Regions from separate parts of the Homo sapiens genome. Here regions 1 and 2 are each linked to region 3. Evidence: read pairs that join two places in POLR2A ChIA-PET (ENCODE). Cell type or tissue: Panc1. All regions are shown on one strand.

Region 1 (4,000 bases), 220 kb before region 3:
GCTGTTACAAACATTCGTGTCTCAAGTCTTTGTAGGGACATCTATTTTCTTTCTCTTGGGTAAATACCTAGGAGTAGAATGTCTGGATCACATAGTAGGTGTATGTTTAACTTTTTAAGAAACTGTTAAACTGTTTCCCAAAGGTTTTACCATTTTACAATCATATGTGTCTCATATGTAAAACCAGCATATGAGAGTTCAGGTTCCACCATATCCTTGCCAACACATGATACGGTCAGTCTTTTTAATTTAGTCATTCTAATAGGTATGCAATAGTATCTCATTTTGCTTTTAATTTGCATTTCACCAATGACTAATGATGTTGAACATTTTTTTCATGGGCTCATTTGCCATCTACATATGTTACTTGGTAAAATGTTTGTTGAAATATTTTGCCCATAAAAAACATTGTTTTCTTATTACTGAGTTTTAAGAGTTCTTTATATATTCTAGATACAAATTCTTTTTTTTTTTCTTTTTTTTTGAGACAGAGTCTCGCTCTGTCACCCAGGCTGGAGTGCAGTGGCACAATCTCGGCTCCCTGCAACCTCTGCCTCCCCAGTTCAAGCAATTCTCCTGCCTCAGCCTCCCCAGTAGCTGGGATTACAGGTGCCCACCACCATGCCCAGCTAATTTTTGTATTTTTAGTAGAGACAGGGTTTCACCATGTTGGCCAGGCTGGTCTTGAACTCCTGACCTCAGGTGATCCACCCACCACAGCCTCCCAAAGTGCTGGGGTTACAGGCGTGAGCCACCACGCCCAGACTAGATACAAATTCTTTATCAAATATTTGCTTTGTAAATATTTTCTCATAGTCTGTGACCTGTGGGTTGTCTTTCAGTCTCTTAACATTGTCTTTTGAAGAATAGTTTTCAATTTTGATGAAGTCCAATTTATTGATTTGTTTTTATGGGTTGTGCTTTTGGTGCTGTATCTAAGAAATTTTTGCCCAACCCAAGGTCCAAAGATTTTCTACTATGTTTGTTTTAAGAAGTTTTATAGATTTATGTTTCACATTTAGGTTTATGATCCATTTTGGGTTAATTTTTATGTATGGTGAAATGGTGCAATGTATAGACCCAAGTTTTTTTTTTTGCATATGGATATATACACACACATATATATGCATACATGCAAACACACAATTTACATTTAGTAAACAAGAGATAAAACTGTAATCTCAAAAAAAAATTTCTTTCTTGGTGGTGATTTCCATTAAAGACCATCTCCAGATCCACTTCCTCTTCTGTGTCAGGCTATTGGCATGGAACTAAGTCTATCTGATGTGTAGTTGAGCTGTGTTTGACTGTGTTGTGGTTTTAGTTAGTTTCTGTTCACCACTGACTTCAAGTGTTATGGAGTAGAATGAGGGCTTCTCTTCAGCAGAGCCTGGGATCTGAGAATTAACAACATCCTAGAGATCCATCTGTGCTTCCCAGCCATGTCACCTGGGGGAATCTCTTCCTGCTTCACAGCCAAGCTGTCAGGTTATGGGTTACTGGGAGTTTTCTTTGTTTTTCAGTCTAGTCTCCTGTTTGTGTGTGTAGAGGTCTCTTGAAGCCTTGCTGCTCACCCTCTGGCCTTTGGAGGACAGCTTCTCTGCTCTCCATGAAGGTCCAGAATGTTTCAGAGGAGTTTCTTAGCTTTCCTACTAAGTCTTTAGGCTTTGGTAGTTGAATGCCTGCATTGCTTGTGAGGATTCCTGACCTATCTCAACTTTCACAGTTGGACATTAGAGTACGTCTGATGGATTTCTCTCCACTCGTCTTCCCTGTTCCCTTGCCTCCAGAAAGAGCTATGAACTTGCAGAAGACTCCACACACCCCAACAGGGGATCTCTCTTAACTTTTCTTCTCTCCTTCTAACTTTTTACCTACTACTGTTGTATAATGACCCACGGGAAAAAGTGAATGAGTGGATGCAGACTTGCTCTGTGGCTGGGTATCTTTGGGATTTAATCTGTTTCACTAGCCCATTATTATATATTGGTGAAAAACTAGCTAATTTCTCATTATTCCCATCCATGGTTTTTTTTTTTCCCCTAACCTGTTCTTGCTCCAGTGATGAGAGCAGCTGTGGGTCTTATCTTTCCTAGATAAGGGCTACTTTCTGGAGTTTGTGTTTCTTTTCTTTCTAGATTCCTTTGTGTCTTTAGTCCCTTCTTTATTTTCTTTCTCTCTTTCTTTCTTATAGAGGTAAGAGTCTCGCTATCTTGCTCAGGCTGGTCTGGAACTCCAGGCCTCAGCTGCCCTAGTAGCCACCATACCTGGACCTTCAGTTCTCTGAAGCATTTAAAAAAATTATGTCTGGCTTGTTTTGATTTTTAGCATGAGATTGACACCCTTTTGTGATTTTCTATAATAGAATCAGAAGCAGAACTGAGATTTGGTCTTAATAATTTGAGAATTGTACCTTTACAAATAAAACTGTTTATGGTTATATGAGTAACTAACGTTCAGAGAGAAGTGATTGGCCAAGGTATAGAAATGAGGTAGGGGCTATCTTAGTCAACTCAGGGCTGTCATATCAAAATACCACAGACTGGGTGGCTTAAACAACAGAAATTAATTTTCTCACAGTTTTAGAGGCTGGAAGTCTGAGATCGGAACTAGCATCATTAGGTTCTTGTAAGGGCTCTCTTCCTGGCTTTGCAGACTGCCACCTTCTCCCTGTATCTTCCTATGGTGAAGAAAGAGTTCTGAATCTCTTCTTCTTCTTATAAGGGTACCAGTTCTATTAAATCAGAGCTCCACTCTTATGACCTCATTTAACCTTAATCACCTACTTAAAGACTCCATCTCGAATATATTCACATAGGGGGTTAAGACTTTGACGTATGAATTTGGGGGTGTAGTGAAGGGGGACAAAATTCAGTCCATAGCAAGGTCCTAGATGAATTATAATCCAACACTTTTGATTTCTAGTCCCTCCAGGGTGAGGACTTACAGGGCAAATGGGGGGTCAAGGGACTCAGTGTCGTGTTGTAATTTAAAAAGCATAGGCTGTAAAGTCCAAAAAACTTGAGCTTAAATTTTGGCTCTGCACTAAAACTGTAGGAGCTTGTGAAGGGTCTTCAATGAGCCTCAGTTTCCTAGAAGATGTGAGAGTTTGATGGGATTACATATGTAAAGTGCCTATGTGTCTTGATTGTACTTGTAGGATTTTCACTTTTGGAGATGACTGAGCGATTGCAGAGAGAGGCTAATGTCATTGAAAGAAGATTTCATTGTAATTCAGTTATCTAGAGAAGGGTACATGCCATTCCACTCAGGACCACATGTGGAAGCACCTGGGTCAGTTAGAAGGCATAGGAGCAGGAGGAAAGCATGGCTCAAAGACTTTATTGTGATTTCCATGAGAAGGAAGGAGCAAGACAGTAAATAGTTTAAAATTTGCTAGTTTGAATAATTTCCACAGACTCTGGACTATAGGGATGGGCTCTAGTTGTTAGGTACCTGGCCCAGGGGTGATTTAGGATAGGACAAATATTGGCTTGGTGTGTGATAGTTAGATATAGCCACGACCCCCAAAGGTTTGGGGGTGTGGCTTTGGATTTGTTGTGTTGCAAATGAAAGGTGTTTTCCCAGGCAAGTTATTTACTGTGTCTAGGAATTAACTAGCCCTGGAAGGAGCAGTCCCTCCCCTGCCAGTAGGGCTCCTAAGATGTCAAACCAGACATCTTACAGAAACACAGAAAGTCATTATTAATACATTGTCTCAGTTCCTGGCATATTACTACATGCTTCATGAGTGGTGGTCTTTTCCATAATCACTCCTGTCTTTCTCTCATCTCAGCAGCTTCTGGAAGATTTTTTCTCAGTAGTTCTGTCTGGATAACCCAGGCCTTGGTTTTTCCCTGTCATAACTACATCTTGATGGACCATGCCTGGGTAAGGCTGAGAGCCCCATTAAGAGGGAGCCCTTCCAGATTCTGTTAGGGCAGGGGCAGGACTAGAAAATAAGAGTCATCTGGAAGGGGCCAGCTTTGTTGGGGGGGGA
Region 2 (4,000 bases), 400 kb before region 3:
TCTATGCTTTAAATTCCCTTAAAAACTTTTTATTTATTTTTTTAGATGGAGTCTCATTCTGTCACCCAGGCTGGAGTGTACTGGCATGATCTTGGCTCACTGCAACCTCCACCTCCTGGGTTCAAGCAATTCACCTGCCTCAGCTTCCCGAATAGCTGGGATTACAGGTGCCTGCCACCACACTGCATTCATTTCCCTCATATTTATAATTACCAGGCTGTATCTATTAATTTGCTTGCTGCTTGTCTCACTCATCGGAATGAAAGCTCCATCAGAACAGAGAGATGTCTCCTGTTCTCTGTTGAATACTTAGCACCTTAAAAACTGTCAGGTACATAGGCATGCAATAAACATTCTGTGTTTTTAGTAGAGACGGGGTTTCACCTTGTTGGACAGGCTGGTCTCAAATTCCTGACCTCAACTGATACACCCACCTCGGCTTCCCAAAGTGCTGGGATTACAAGCATGAGCCACCGGGCCCAGCCAAATTTTAAAAATCTGTAAAAGCAATTTAATACTAATTTTCATTTGGGATTTAAAAAATAAAAGCACTGGTGTTGTTCTCATTTCTATAAAATGGCTAAACTCTGCACCCCAGGGGTGATGTAGGGCATGAGAACCTACCCTTCCACTCTGCTTTCTTCTCCAAGCCATCATTCCCCATCTTACTCCTAGCACTGAAGAGGTAAATGCAAAGACACTATTTCACAACTTCAGCAGTTCCTACCAACTACTGCCCAAACTCCTCTCCACAGCCCAAAAGAATCTCCATTACCACCACGTAGAAGCTCATGGTCTCTGGTGATAGACAGATGTACAAAGGAGGGTTGCTAATGCTCCTCTTCACACACCACACACAAGAGGCGACTGCATCACTTACTGGCAGCCATGCAATGGGGACTGTCAGTAGTAGGCAGAATTCTAAGATCCAAAATCCCTGCTCCATGATGTATATACCCTGTAAAATCTCTAGGACTATGAATATGATGGGATTTTACTTTCATGATCAGGCTAACTTTAAGAAAATGGGATTATCCAGCTGGATAATCCTGAACTAACCTCAAAAATCCTTCAAACGTGGGTCTAGAAGACAGAAGTCAGAGAGACTGGTCGGTGAGAGATTAGACAAAAACGATATTCTCCATAGCTGGCTTTCAAAATGGAGGGGGGGCATATGGCAAAGAATAAAGGCAGCATCTATAAGCTGAGAGTGGCTCCCAGCTGACAGCCAACAAAGAAACAAGACGTCAGTCCTACAGCTGCAAGGAACTCAGTTCTGCCAATAATCTGAATGAGCTTAGAAGTGGATTCTTTGCCAGAGCCTATAGACAAGAAATCATCCCAGCTGACACCTCGATTTCAACCTTGTGATATCCTGAGCAGAGAATCTAGCCACATGTATCCAGATTTTTGATGTATAGAACTGTGGGTGCCACTGAATTTATGGTAATTTGTTATGTAGCAAAATTAATAAGGGACTCCTTGGAGGGAAAGGCTGTAGGCGGCAGCTGCTGCTGATGCTGATGCTGCTGCTGCTGCTAGAGTAGGTAGATTTACTTCTAGCTTCAGCAACACTTCCAACAGGAAGACCAGAGGCAGACTATAAATTTGCCTGGAAACTAAAGAAAGGTCATCATAATGGGGTACATAGCTTTGAAACCACACTGCATTCATTTCCCTCATATTTATAATTACCAGACTGTATGTATTAATTTGCTTGCTGCTCCTCTCACTTATCATAATGAAAGCTCCATCCGTACAGAGATTATGTCTCCTGTTCTCTGCGGAATACTGAGCACCTTAAAAAATGTCTGACACATAGGCATGCAATAAATATTTGCTGGATAAGCTGTCATCAACCAAAAATCACAGTGGCCGGGCATGGTGACTCACACCTATAATTCCAGCACTTTGGGAGGCTGAGGTGGGAAGACCGCTCGAGCCTCGGAGTTTGACACCAGCCTGGGCAACCAGTGAGACCCCAACTCTATAATAAAAAAAAAATTAAAAATTAAAAAAATCACAGTAAACTGTGTTATATATAAGATTTCTTGGAATAACTACATTATCAACTGGAAAAGCTGCATTCAGTGAAGTCCATTCTAATAAATGATGTCCCTTTAATACAAAAGATAGGTGTTAGCCAGGTGCAGTGGTTCACACCTGTAATACCAGCACTTTGGGAGGCCAAGGTGGGCAGATCACTTGAGTTCAGGAGTTCAAGACCAGCCTGGCCAACACGGTAAAACCCCGTCTCCACTAAAAATACAAAAATTAGCCGGGCGTGGTGGCAGGTGCCTATAAACCCAGCTACTCAGGAAGCTGAGGCAGAAGAATTGCTTAAATCCAGAAGGCGGAGGTTTCAGTGAGCCGAGATCATACCACTGCACTCCAGCCTGGGTGACAGAGGGAGGCTCCATCTCACAAAAAAACAAAAAAAACAAAACAAAAAAAACAGATAGGTGTTTCTCCATACAGTTGTTTCACACATGCTTCCACAGATGTCTACGCTAATGCTGTCTAGTAAAGAATGCTTGTAACCTGGAAAATATATCAACAACAATAGAATGGTGTTTTAATAAACAATATGATAATGAAATCCCAACATCAACTGATTAAGATGGGGAATTTACTTTCAGGTAATACAGCCAATTCATCACCTCTTTCCACACAACCGTCCACACCCTCCAGAGTTCGAGAATCCTGATATGCTTGAAGAAACTGAGAACCAGAAAAATCTCCAGATGAGCAGTGGAGCATATTTCTACAGTGAATCTAACACTTAACATCTAATTTGTTTGTTATGCTAAACTGAATGTTGCTCAAAATTAAGTTTAAAAGCCCTAATATAATGCAAAAGAAATATGTTAACAATTATACCTTCTACTGAATACAATTTCTGGCACATTCAAGAGCAGATAACAGCAAGAGATATCTAATTCTAATACATCTCTTCTGCTAGAAACAATTATTTCTATTCCAAACTTCAACATGGTACATGCCAAAATGATTCACTGGTTGGTCGGGAGTCACGAATGTCTTTCCACCCCCACAGAATCACTGTTAAAAATGGTGGTTAGGTGCCATGAGCAGTCTGTACTTCAGGTACATTACAGAGCTTTGTGTCCTGGCAATTACACTACGTATTTATTTATATCTTGTCTCATTCTTTTAAAGGGGGAGGGGGGAGGTTGTAATCATCATATGTAGCAATACAATGATTTTTTTTTTTTTAAGGATGGCAATTCCTAAACAAGTCTTTTTTCAACAGAAAAAGTTCATCTTAAATTGGGACCATCTCAATTCAGCTTGAAAAGAAGGCAGGGAAAGCACATACATTCCCCTTAGATATTCTTTAAAATTAATTTTATAATGTAGAAAACAACAAAGTACTATTATGCATAATCCACAGAAAAGTAGAATGATTTAATCAGCATAAATTTAAAGAACTTCCAAAAATGTGTTCAGAATTAAGGGACAAATTTTCATTTTAAGGATAACAAAAACACAAGTAAACCATTAATACATTCATTCCTCCCCCATCCACCAAAAGTAAAAAGAACTTCACATCTGTGACCAGTGTTGGTTCATACCTTTGTATATGACTCACAAAACTATTCCTCAAAATTATTCCCTATCCCTATTATATATAATCACATTCCCTCAAAGTAGGATCTAAAAAGGGGTGGAATTCTTCCTTTTTAGAGACAGTTCATATATAAAAAGATGACAGTCTAATTCACGTTTAAGCCTGTATCTACAAATGTCATTTACTGAATTATTATGGTTGAATTAAATAAGCCTGCTAAGACTCAATCATAAGACCAGAATCATAACCAAAAGAAATGTTCTAATAGATACTATATTTGAAATCTAAGAATGCATTTTCTTCATCATTGTTAGGCACCTTGTCCACATTTTCATTTACTAATTTATATTCTAGATAAAACTTCCTAACACACTGAGAAGGTATTTTATCAATTCCTCTCTATTCCCACTG
Region 3 (4,000 bases):
AGCTAATTAAAAGAAATACCTAAATCTAGGAACCACAAATAAGATTCACTTCAATTGGCTACTTGCAACACCTTGTAGATAGTGCTCTGAGGCAGAAAAGAGTGTGGTGATCAACCAGTAATGCCTGCATGGGCACCTAAGCTAGCATTTACTGAGAGTTTAGCACACTGTCTAATACACTGTAAATGCTCCAGGCACATTTGTTGTCTGAATAAATAGATCAGCGAGGATTCTTTAAGTGTCCCTGGAACTACATAGGCAATTTTGAATAAATCCAGCTTCTTCAGCTTGAGCTTCAGTTTCCTTAGCTGTAAAAAGACTTGATGGTTCAAAATATCTTCTAGCTTTAATATTCTGTAATCCTGTCTATCTCTTTGTAAAATGAAGACTATCTGTGTTAAATAATACCCCGTCAAAACTCCATTTTGTTTGTATATGCCTAAGGCTTCATTTTTTAAAGCCTTACTGTGGGGGACTGTCTTAATTTCTAATGCAGCAAAATGCATAAAATATGTTTCATAGAGTGGCCAGGGTACATTTCTTTTGAATCTGAACTGTGGCAAACCTGGACTAATCTGTGGCTAATGATGAGAACCAAGTCTTACAAGAACTACATCTTGTGGTGTCTCATGCCTGTAATTCTAGCACTTTAGGAGGCCAAAGCAGGAGGATCACTTGAGCTGAGGAGTTTAAGACCAGCCTGGGCAACATAATGAGACCCCATCTCTACAAAAATAAAAAAATTAGCCAGGTATGGTGGAGCATGCCTATATTCCCAGCTAGTTGGGAAGGTGAGGCACGAGAATCACTTGAACCTGTGAGGTGAGGTTGCAGTGAGCTGTGATTGTGCCACTGCACTCCAGCTTGAGCAACAGAGTGAGACGCTGTCTCAAAAAAAAAGAAAAGAAGAATTACATCTTGAAGTGACCACTGTGACTTAGGACCCAAATCTATGGCTTTGTTTCTTTAATGTTTTCTAAATTCAAGAGACATATGTCCTCTTCAGATATTTGTGTTACTTTTATTGATTCTAAACCATACATGATTCTTCATGGTAAAAACTGAAAATGGAGACATACGTTTTACTGTGGCTTTTATGGAGGGGGCTAAGCCAGAATATAGTCGCTCGCTGCATTTTTCTCTTTCATCTTCCGGCAGTTATTCCCCATCTCCCATCTCCCCCACCCCACCCCACTCATTCTTTCCACCTCTTCACCGTTAGCAAGTAATAGCTTCTTTCTAACTTCAAGAGAGGCTGCCCAGGGAACTTCTTAGGAAGATGGCCCACAGACACAGAGAACCAGATACAGTAATAGGGTGTTTAAATGGGGGAGAACCAGGGCATGGTAAATTTACCATTATTACTATTTATTTTAATTTCTTTTTTTTTTTTTTTTTTTTGAGATAGGGTTTTGCTCTCTTACCCAGCTGGAGTGCGCTGGTGTGATCATAGCTTACTGCAGCCTCAAACTCCTGGGCTCAAGCAGTCCTCCCACCTCATTCTCCCAAGTAGCTGGGACTATAGGCATGTTCCACCAGGCCTGGCTTTTGTTTTTGTTTGAATGAGAAAGAAATCAGAGAGTCACAGGGATCTTCTTGTGGAGCTTGTCTAGTGCTTCAGCATCAGAACAATCATCTAGTTTAATTTATGGAAAGCATGGCACGTTAGGAAACCTTATTGACTCTGTGGGCACACGCATGGTCAGCACTAACAATTGCTCACATGGGCAACTTCAAGAACCCCGAGACTCCTTCCTGATCCACATGACTTCCTCTTTCACTTCCCTTGATCTCTGAACAGCTTTATTAGATATTCATTCTTTGCAGTTAAGAATTGACCCATAATAAAACCACAATGCTCATGGAAGAGATAATACATTGAATAACTACCAGCCACTAACTGGTAGTTATTCAGTATGTTTATTTTTGTTTTTGAGACAGAGTTTTGCTCTTGTTGCCCAGGCTGGAGTGCAATGGTGCAATCTTGGCTCACTGCAACCTCCACCTCCCAGGTTCAAGCGATTCTCCTGCCTCAGCCTCCCAAGTAGCTGGGATTACAGGCATGTGCCACCATGTCCGGCTAATTTTTTGTATTTTTAGTAGAGATGGGGTTTCACCATGTTGGCCAGGCTGGTCTGGAACTCCTGACCTCAGGTGATCCACCCACCTTGGCCTCATAAAGTGCTGGGATTACAGGCATGAGCCACAGCACCCAGCCTTATTCAGTTTATTTTTATCGCAAAAGTAAGATGCTTTGCTTGTAAAACAAACAAACAAAAAAAACAACAAAAAAAATCTAAACATTACAAATAAAGCTAAAGCATCCCTTGAGCAGGACCACAATGTCACACAGGTTCACAGAGATTACCTTGCCCTGTGAGTTATGCAGTGTTGACCGGGAGACCCTGCCAGGGACCACCTGTTCTCCACCCCCAACCCTATCCTCTCACCAGCCAAAAACATTGCTGTCAGTTTAGTGTAAATCTTCCCAGGTATTTTCTGTGCATCTGCATACAAACATATGAGGGCACTTCAATAAGTTTGTGGAAGAATTGAATTAAAAGATAAAAATAAAAAATATATAAACTTTATTTCTTAACATAAGCTCTATCAAGTTCAAGACACTTTCGTAAGCAATGATACCAGCCATTTAGTCCCTCCCTAAAGAACTGAGAATCCTGGGAACTTAACCATGTCTATGCAGTCTTTTTCACATTATTAACTCAAGAAAAATAGGGGCCCTTTAAGGATGTTTTAAGATTAGGAAACAAAAAGAAACCAGAAGGAGCCAAATCAGACTGTAAGGTGGATGCCTGATAATATCCCTTGGGAGCTCACAAAATTGCCCTTGTTTGACGAAAGAAATGAGCAGGAACATTGTGATGGTGGAGAAGGACTCTCTGTTGAAGCTTTCCTGGGCATTTTTCTGCTAAAGCTTTGGCTAACCTTCTCAAAACATGATCATAGCAAGCAGATGTTATTGTTCTTTGGCCCTCCAGAAAGTCAACAAACAAAATGCCTTGGGCATCCTCCAAACCTGTTGCCATGACCGTTGCTCTTGACCTTTGCTTTTGTTTTAACTGGACCGCTTCCACTGGTAGCTGTTGTTCTGATTGGCTTTGCCTTCAGGATCATACCAGTAGAGCCATGTTTCATCTCACGTTACAGTTCTTCGAAGAAATGCTTCAGGACCTTGATCCCACTTGTTTCCAGTTTCCATTGAAAGCTCTGCTCTCATCTGTAGCTGATCTGGGTGCAATGGTTTTGGTACTCATTGAAGGGAAAGTTTGCTTAACTTTAAATTTTCAGTCAGAATTGTGTAAACTGAACAAGTCGGGATGTCTATGGTGTTGGCCATTGTTTGTGCTGTTAATTGTTTATCTTCTTCAGTTAAGGCACAAACAAAATGAATTTTTTCCTTGCAAATTAATGTGGATGGTCTGCCACTGAAATGATGGGATTCATTTTCAATACTGTCTCCTCCCTTCTTAAAACAAATTATCCCTTTATGAACAGATGACTCCCTTGGGGGCATTGTCTCCATAAACTTTTTGTAAAGCATTAATGATTTCACCATTCTTCCATCCACGCTTTACCATAAATTTGATGTCTGTTTTTGCTTCAATTTTAGCAGAATTCATTCTGGTAAAGGTAAGGGCTCTTTTCAAACTGATGTCTTATCCTTCTTAGAGCATCGGCTAGATCCTGTTTAGACATATTATAACAAGTTAGTATGAGTTTATTTTGATCCCCAAAAAATTAAAATGCATGCATAGTTTTTTTCATGAGTGCATTTTCCATGAATTTTTGAAGACCCCTTGGTATGTACCCACAGTACGTAAGGAACTATTTTGTTTTGTATTCCTTTTTGTATAAATGATATCATGATGTATCTATCTTTCCACAATGTGTTTTTTTTTTTTTTTGAGATAGAGTCCCATTTTGTTGCCCAGGCTGGAGTGCAATGGTGCCATCTTGGCTCACTGCAGCGTCTGCCTCC

Evidence for each region. ChIA-PET counts read pairs that join two places held together with the same protein. Peaks named below come from ENCODE experiments on the same cell type or tissue, not always from the same donor. Only the 100,000 strongest peaks of a DNase experiment are listed, where the experiment ranks them.
Region 1: POLR2A ChIA-PET joins it to region 3 with 6 read pairs; 2 of 35 experiments call an interaction of 5 or more read pairs at or near these places.
Region 2: POLR2A ChIA-PET joins it to region 3 with 14 read pairs; 1 of 35 experiments calls an interaction of 5 or more read pairs at or near these places.

What each region holds. Positions count from the first base shown.
Region 1 is chr12:69,322,586-69,326,585 of GRCh38, reverse strand. No RefSeq gene overlaps it. Among named protein-coding and RNA genes, the nearest start is that of LYZ, 24 kb to the left of the region's middle. In Panc1, no CTCF peak of the experiment used is centred here; no DNase peak of the experiment used is centred here; H3K27me3 peaks cover 629 bases.
Region 2 is chr12:69,500,407-69,504,406 of GRCh38, reverse strand. The region is part of intron 1 of FRS2 (fibroblast growth factor receptor substrate 2); the gene reads right to left. Among named protein-coding and RNA genes, the nearest start is that of SNORA113, 13 kb to the left of the region's middle. In Panc1, no CTCF peak of the experiment used is centred here; a DNase peak (open chromatin) is centred at 1,836.
Region 3 is chr12:69,100,801-69,104,800 of GRCh38, reverse strand. No RefSeq gene overlaps it. Among named protein-coding and RNA genes, the nearest start is that of TODL, 95 kb to the right of the region's middle. In Panc1, no CTCF peak of the experiment used is centred here; no DNase peak of the experiment used is centred here; H3K27ac peaks cover 2,116 bases.